Regions from separate parts of the Mus musculus genome. Here region 1 is linked to region 2. A link is a contact called in ENCODE Hi-C or POLR2A ChIA-PET data. All regions are on one chromosome and are shown on one strand. Each heading gives the region's core, a stretch centred on a gene start or an enhancer-like site at or near the end of the contact. The rest is flanking DNA. Distances are from core to core; before and after follow the strand shown.

Region 1 (3,384 bases), core at 553-3,052, 39 kb before region 2:
TAATGGAATAAATGGGAAATAAGCAGTATGTCAATTAAAACATTAAACAAAGGTTACAGATCTTGAATATACTAGAGAGAACAGCAAAGAGCCAAGGAAAGGTCTAGTGGGAATTTCACCAAAACTCTGCCAATTGTGGGGCAAGGTAGACATGGATCAAACTGTATTTCTTTCTTCAGATATTCCTACTATGAAGGATCGGTATGCAACTTAACTTTGTACCTTTCCCCAGAATCAATAAAGAACTTTCTTATTTTCTGGTCATCTTCAGCCGAATCTGAAAGGCTGCAAGTTACTCAGAGCCTGCTAACAGTAACTTTCTTCCTTGACCCAAGAAGGCAGAGTGCCAGAGGGAAATAGCAAAGAATAGCACTATATAAACAGGGCGAGTGGTACAAGAGCAGAGCCAAGTTATAGAACCAAAATATATTTTAAAATATGTTCAGAACTCGTAACAACCTTTGCCTTTGGTTGGTTTCTTGTTTGGAGTATCAGTTGAAACAGTTAATTCAATATTATCTGGATCGCCTCCTTCCTCTTCAATAGCCTACATTAGAAAGAGAAGTTAATATGCTACACAAACTATCTAAACTTATTTTATAAAAACTTAATGAAAATATATTACCAAACCTCCAGCCTCAAAACATTAGAATTGCCAGTTATTTTACAAACCGACTTCACAAACGAGTAATTATGCTACACAGAAAGGGGTGGAGGGTGTCATTGAGTATCGAAATGTCCTGGAACTTGAAATTCCACCCAGTCGATGGTTCCATGTCACATATACTGAACAAGAACCTAAATATGTTCTATTACAGAAAGTTTGTAGCTACTTAAATAAGGAAGAGTTTTCCTAACGTATTGCGTACACTTGTTCCCGTCTCCGATTCCAAGGCTTCACGCGAATAAACCTGAAAGCTTAACAGGACTGAGAACGTGGATGATTACGCTGATGCAATCAGAAATTAAGAATTAAAAATAAATCAGTTAAAAGCCTAGTGGGGAAAAAAAAAGATGAATCTTCCCTTCTCATCCACTCATCAACTCCCACTACGGATTTCTCTGAACAGGGGTGAAGAAACGGTTGGACACAATTAAACGGTAACTTCGGCCAAGTCAGCAAACTAACCATCGCCTCGGAGCCCGAGAGATGCACGCGCTGCGCACCGCCCGTAGGCCGGGGTACCCAGCGCCGCCCAGGGTCTGCAGCTCCACCCTCCGCAGGCCGCAGAGCCGATGGAGAGGGCGTCCCAGGGGAGGCAGGGGGCGCGACCGGCGGCGGCTCGCGAGGCCGCTGGAAGGCCAGGCTCCTCGCGGAGGCGCGGGCCCCGCGCGCCGGGCACGCACAGGCACCACCCGGTCCGCCCCGACCGCGGAAGCGTAGCACCTAAACGGCGCGGCCTACGCTGCCCTGCGCGCAGCGTCCGGGCCTCACCTGCTTCAGCCGGGAGACCAGTACCGTCTTGACCCCGTTGATGTCCAAGTTGCGGCGCTTCAGCTCGGACCTGAGGTCGATAACCCGCAGCTCCGTGATCTTCTTCCCTTCCGCCGGCCCAGAGGCGGCCGAGGCTACCACGGCCCCGGCAGCGGCAGCCATTTTGGGAAAGCAACGCGCTGCCGAGGCAGCTAGTGGGCTGCAGGGCGGCGGCGGCGGCGGAGGAGGAGGCAGCGGCGGTGGAGGCGGTGGCCGCGGCAGCACCAACTTCCAACCCGGGCCCCGGGCGGCCAGCGGCGCCGCGCTACGCTGCGCACAATGAGCCACTGACCACGCCCCCCCACGGGGACCACGCCCCCGACTCTGCTCCAGCGCAACCTGCAGCGGCACCCGGATGACGGGTGCGCGTGCGCACTGAGCAGGCATGGAGGGGGCGGAGCTCGCAGCGGACCGGTGGCTCGGCCTCTGGCGTGGTCCCGGGAAAGTCTCCGCGTGTCCAACCGCTCAGCTGTCCTCGGTACCACGGTTCCCGCCTCTCCATTAGCCTCCTTCTCCTCTCATCTCTTACCTAGAGCCATCGCCACTTGAGAGGCACCCCATAGTAGGGAGAGTAGGTGCGTCTCTTCACCGAAATGAGGGGGCGTGTGCGCCAGCCTTCCCGGAAGAAGTACGGAATCATCGTGGAAAGGTGGTCGGGGTATACTAGTGAACTTAGGTCGGCGGGTTCCGCCCCGGAACGCCCAGCGAAACCTGAGGCCGAGAGCCCAGGGGACAGTGTCACGCTGTGACCCCCTGAAGCTTAGCCCCTCTTTGCCTGAAAACTACCAGGCAAACGTCCTCTCCTCGTTTGCCTCAGCTTGCCCATCCCCTCCGACGGGCCTGATGGCTCAATGAAATTGTTCACAAAAGGAGAATAACTTAAAAGTATATGTTGCCCTGATCCTATACAGTATCCTCTGCCCTGCGCCGCCAGCATTTGGTATGTCAAGGACAGGGGCCACTTTATGGAGAAATAGCCCGCATAGTATCTCTTAGTAATTTTAATATTATTAATCATCACAGCGTAAATATCTATAGAATTAACACAAAGTTGGACAAAGTTAGGAAACACAGGGAACTGAATTAACATTTACTGGTGGGTGATGTTTTGTAAAGGCAAGGGTATGTTTTGTAGAGCGAGGTATAGAGCGGTGGGAGGGACTGCCTCATCCGGCTGATGCTGAGGCATCCCCACCCCAGGTACCATCCATAAGACTGGTCTAGTATAGAATAGAGTTTATTTGGGGGTATGGCAAGGGGAGCTGAGAAGGGAGTAGAGGCAGAGAAAGGGAGAAGACAGAAGAGAAGAGCCCGGCCAAGAACACGTGGAGGGGGGAGGGGAGAGGAAGAAAGGAGTCAAAGGGGGGGGGGGGACATTCCCATCCAGGCCTACCTGGCTGTTGCTAGGTAAGTGTTGGGCGGAGCCTAGAAGGAATGCTAAGGTGCTAACAAAGGTGGGGTTGAGGTTGTTTTGTTTTACATCTTTCTCCAGTTTCCTGGTTATAAAACTTAAATTGGACTGGGCAGTGGTGGGACATGCCTATCAGCACTAAGGGGAGAGAGGCTTGTGGATCTCTGAGATACACTACACTCCAGCCTGGTATCTGCAGAGTGACCCAGGACAGCCAGGGCTACACAGAGAAATCCTACCTTTATAAATAAATAAATAAATAAATAAATAAATGTGAGGTGTGCCTTACTTTGGGTTGCTACACACAGAGGAATCCTACCTTTATAAATAAATAAATAAATAAATAAATAAATAGTAAGGGTGAGGTGTGCCTTACTTTGGGTTGCTCTTTCTGAATCATTGGTTCAAATGGAGGAAAACTGGACGTTATAAAATCATACCTGGCAGTCAGTCAGTTCAGCATTTCTTTATGACTTTTAAGGAATTCTGGGATATAACA
Region 2 (3,258 bases), core at 460-2,959:
GAGAAACTCTGTTCTCTATGTCAAGATAATCTATGAAGCTGGTCAAGTTTACAGATCTTTCTATTGCTCAACCAACAGCATTTCATGAATCCATGATCATACTCTTTATTGCTAAATTTCCTCCTAATTTTTTACTACCTATATATCTTGACTCAATTTCTCTTCCTTCCTCCTTCCCTCCCTCCCTCTCTAACACATTCAACTCCTCCTAGAATTTCCTTTCACTTCAGCTCTTTAAATAACAAACATTCCACATATCTATTTCCTCTCATTTCTACTCTGGTTGACCTTACCAAAATGCTTGCTTCAACTGTCAGAAATGTAAGTTAATGAATCCGAATCTCCATCATTAGCCCAGTGGTCTACTTAGTTTTAGATTAACACACTCAACAACCAACTAAGTTCAAGCCTTTGGGTAAACATTAGACACTTCAAAAACTCTACCTGATCAGAACAGACAAGTCTTGCCTCTAACCTAAAGTCCCCAACCCAAGAAGCACACATCTTTAGTCCCAGAAGCAGAGGCAGAGGCAGGCAGATTTCTGAATTCGAGGCCAGCCTGGTCTACAGAGTGAGTTCCAGGAAAGCCGGGGCAATACAGAAAAACCCTGTCTCGAAAAAAACCAAACCTAACCAAGCCCGGAAACAAAACAAAACAAAACAAAACAAAACAAAAAAGTCCTGGGCTTTGATAGTCCCGATAGAATTCTACTTGTAGAGGGCAGCAACTAGGGAGGCTGAGGAAATCCAAATCCAATGTTTTCCATTTCTTCTTCTTTTAAAATTTAAAAATACTCCCAGTTCTTGGGAGGCAGAGTCAGGTGGATCTCTGAGTCTCTGGAGTGAGTTCCAAGACAGCCAGGGCTACACAGAGAAACTCTGTCTCGAAAAACCAAAACCAAACCAAACCAAGCCAAAAAATCACCTTCACTAAATATGGAGAACATGAGTGAATATTATCGACGAGCTGATGTAGAAGGAGGTTATTAATGCTTGTTAAATACTTAATTGGTAATATAAGGTACTTTAAGTCGTCATATTTGACCTCACAAGATCATTTTGAAGCATATAAGGCTATCATGTTTTATAGAAGAGGAAACTGAGATTTATAAAGGTGTTAATAAGTCAGCTTGGGCACCCTCACTTTGCTTTCTGACCGGAAATCTGTCTGATTGACTGCAGAGCCCACTCTCTGTCCTTACATCCTTCTAGGGCACACAATAAAAACTGCAATCTTCTGGGTTTTGTGAGGCAATTAAGAAGTCATCTGCGATTGTATAGCTCCCAGGCTACCTAATAATACATTTGAAATGATTTTGAAAATTCACTTCACCAGTGAGATGAGATCTCTGTTTTGGGTATCATCTGCTGAGAAAGACACTAACCCGTGTTTTTTTGTTTTTTTATTTAAAGGCGCGACTAGTGCAATCAGTAAGCTGGAATAATTTTTAGTTTGAGAAAAAGCAACCAGTACGTAGGCGGAATTATGCTGAAGCACTGTTGAGCCCGAAATCACGGAAGAAAGTGAACCCAACCACCTTATTTTTAACTTAGTCCCACTGGGCCAACAGTTCGCCTAAGCCAGTGCAAAGAGGAAGGACTGGGACGCAGGGGGGCGGTCCCTGGCCCGCACATGCGCAGACATACTGCTGTGAGAGGGCGTGAGGGTCCGGAGCGCTCGCTTTCCGAACTGTCGTAAAAGGGCCCCGGTGTCGCGCTCGCGCAGTCGGGGAGGGCCGGCCCAGGCTGCGGCGGCGGCGACGGCGATGGTGGCGGGGCGCTGGTGCTGCGCGGCGTAAGGCACGCCGGCCGTTCAGGGTCGCGAGCGCGCGTGGGCCGCGATCGGGTGCTCGGAGCCGGGTCCAGCCGAGCCAGGCTCAGCCTCACGCTCCGCGGCGGCGGTGTTGACAGACGCCCTCCTGAGGAGAGCCGCCCGGCCCGCCTCAGCCTCACCCGGCCGAGCGCTGTTCCCCAGCCCCGCGCCAGCGAGTCCGGGACCTGGCCGCACGGGGCCTGCGGACTCGGGTGAGGGCGCCGGCGGAAGGGGGGGGGGTGCGGGGGAGGGGAGCGGCGCGGTGGCGCTTGCGCGCGGCGGGGGAGGGGCCGAGCAGGAGGGAGAAAGAGGAAGGGCCGCGGCGGCCGGCCCGGGTCGGCGACAGGGGAATGACCGCGGGTCCCGGACGGCGCGGAGTGGCTCATTGTGTCCGGGCAAGAGTCCGCCCGCGGACACACCCACGGCCTCTTGGGAGGGGGTGGGTGAGGGGATTGCGCCCCGGGGCCGCCGCTCGCCAGCGGGACTGGGGCTCAGGGCCGAGGAGTGGGGGTGACAATGGAGTGAGGAAGGTAACCCCGGCTGGAGCCGGGAGCCGCCCGGTGCGGGCGGGCACGCGCAGTCCGCGGAGCAGAAGACAGGCGCGTCTGATATTGTGTGGAGTTGGCTGGTTAGTCATTAAAAAAAGATGTTTTCTTTATCCTGCCTAGATAATTGATCGGAGTCAGCAGTGGTGCGGTGGAAATATCGGTTTTTGTTCTGGAGAAATAGAGGTTTGTCACCACACTTCTTAGATTATAGAGCTTTATAGATAATTTTAAAAAAAAAGTGTGACTTTTTAGCGTCCAAAAAAAACAACAACCAAAAACCAAAAAACCAGGAAGTTGTAGCTAGCGCCTTCACTTAATTTGCTCATGTCTGGGGTGACTCCATTGTATTGTTGAGAGCTTTCCTGTTCCTTGATTTATGTACAGAATGAGTTTAGAACTCCTGAGTAGCAGTGAGTGAGCCAGCTGACAGAGACCTCATTGTCAGAGTTCTGACAGCTCTTGAACCTGACTTGATCCAAACTTAGTTCCATTTGGCACTTTTATCTTTAATTTTCTTGTTTTGGGGACCTCTTTAACCAAAGAGAGCAAAATCAAAAAAAAGATGAACAGAGGTTCCTCATATCTTTACCATTTGTCTTTGCAATAGCTCTCACGTGACTTAATACAGATGTCCTTTCAAGAATTCTGATTTTACTTAGCTTTTGAGTCTACGTTAAAGAACCCAAACAAACCCCAAAACCTTCATGTGCGTATATACCAGTGTGTGGGGTCTGTACATGTGAGTGCAGGTGCCTCTGAGGCCGGAAGAGGACCTAGTACTCTGGAGTGGTAGTTAAAGGAGGTTTTGCACTGCCCTGTATAGGTGCTGAGTCCCGATTGGGTCCTCAGCCAGCATAGTAAGCACTCTTGACAACAAACCATTTTTCCAGGTCTGGA

The links. Hi-C counts contacts between places; a loop is a spot of excess contacts on that map. ChIA-PET counts read pairs that join two places held with the same protein, here RNA polymerase II (POLR2A).
Region 1: a loop to region 2 is called in a map of left cerebral cortex, with 6 times the contacts of the local background. The contact joins the promoter of Sltm here to the promoter of Rnf111 in region 2. A Hi-C loop is called at or near these places in 15 of 37 maps with a recorded cell type or tissue (T-helper 17 cell, adrenal gland, gastrocnemius and 3 more). POLR2A ChIA-PET finds 5 or more read pairs at or near these places in 3 of 5 experiments (Patski and embryonic stem cell).

What each region holds. Positions count from the first base shown.
Region 1 is chr9:70,541,133-70,544,516 of GRCm38, reverse strand. It overlaps Sltm (SAFB-like, transcription modulator), which reads right to left and starts at 1,802. Exons shown (of 21, transcript NM_025690.4): 1 at 1,436-1,802; 2 at 460-547. The coding sequence starts at 1,597.
Region 2 is chr9:70,502,226-70,505,483 of GRCm38, reverse strand. It overlaps Rnf111 (ring finger 111), which reads left to right and starts at 1,709. Exons shown (of 15, transcript NM_033604.3): 1 at 1,709-2,025; 2 at 2,482-2,544.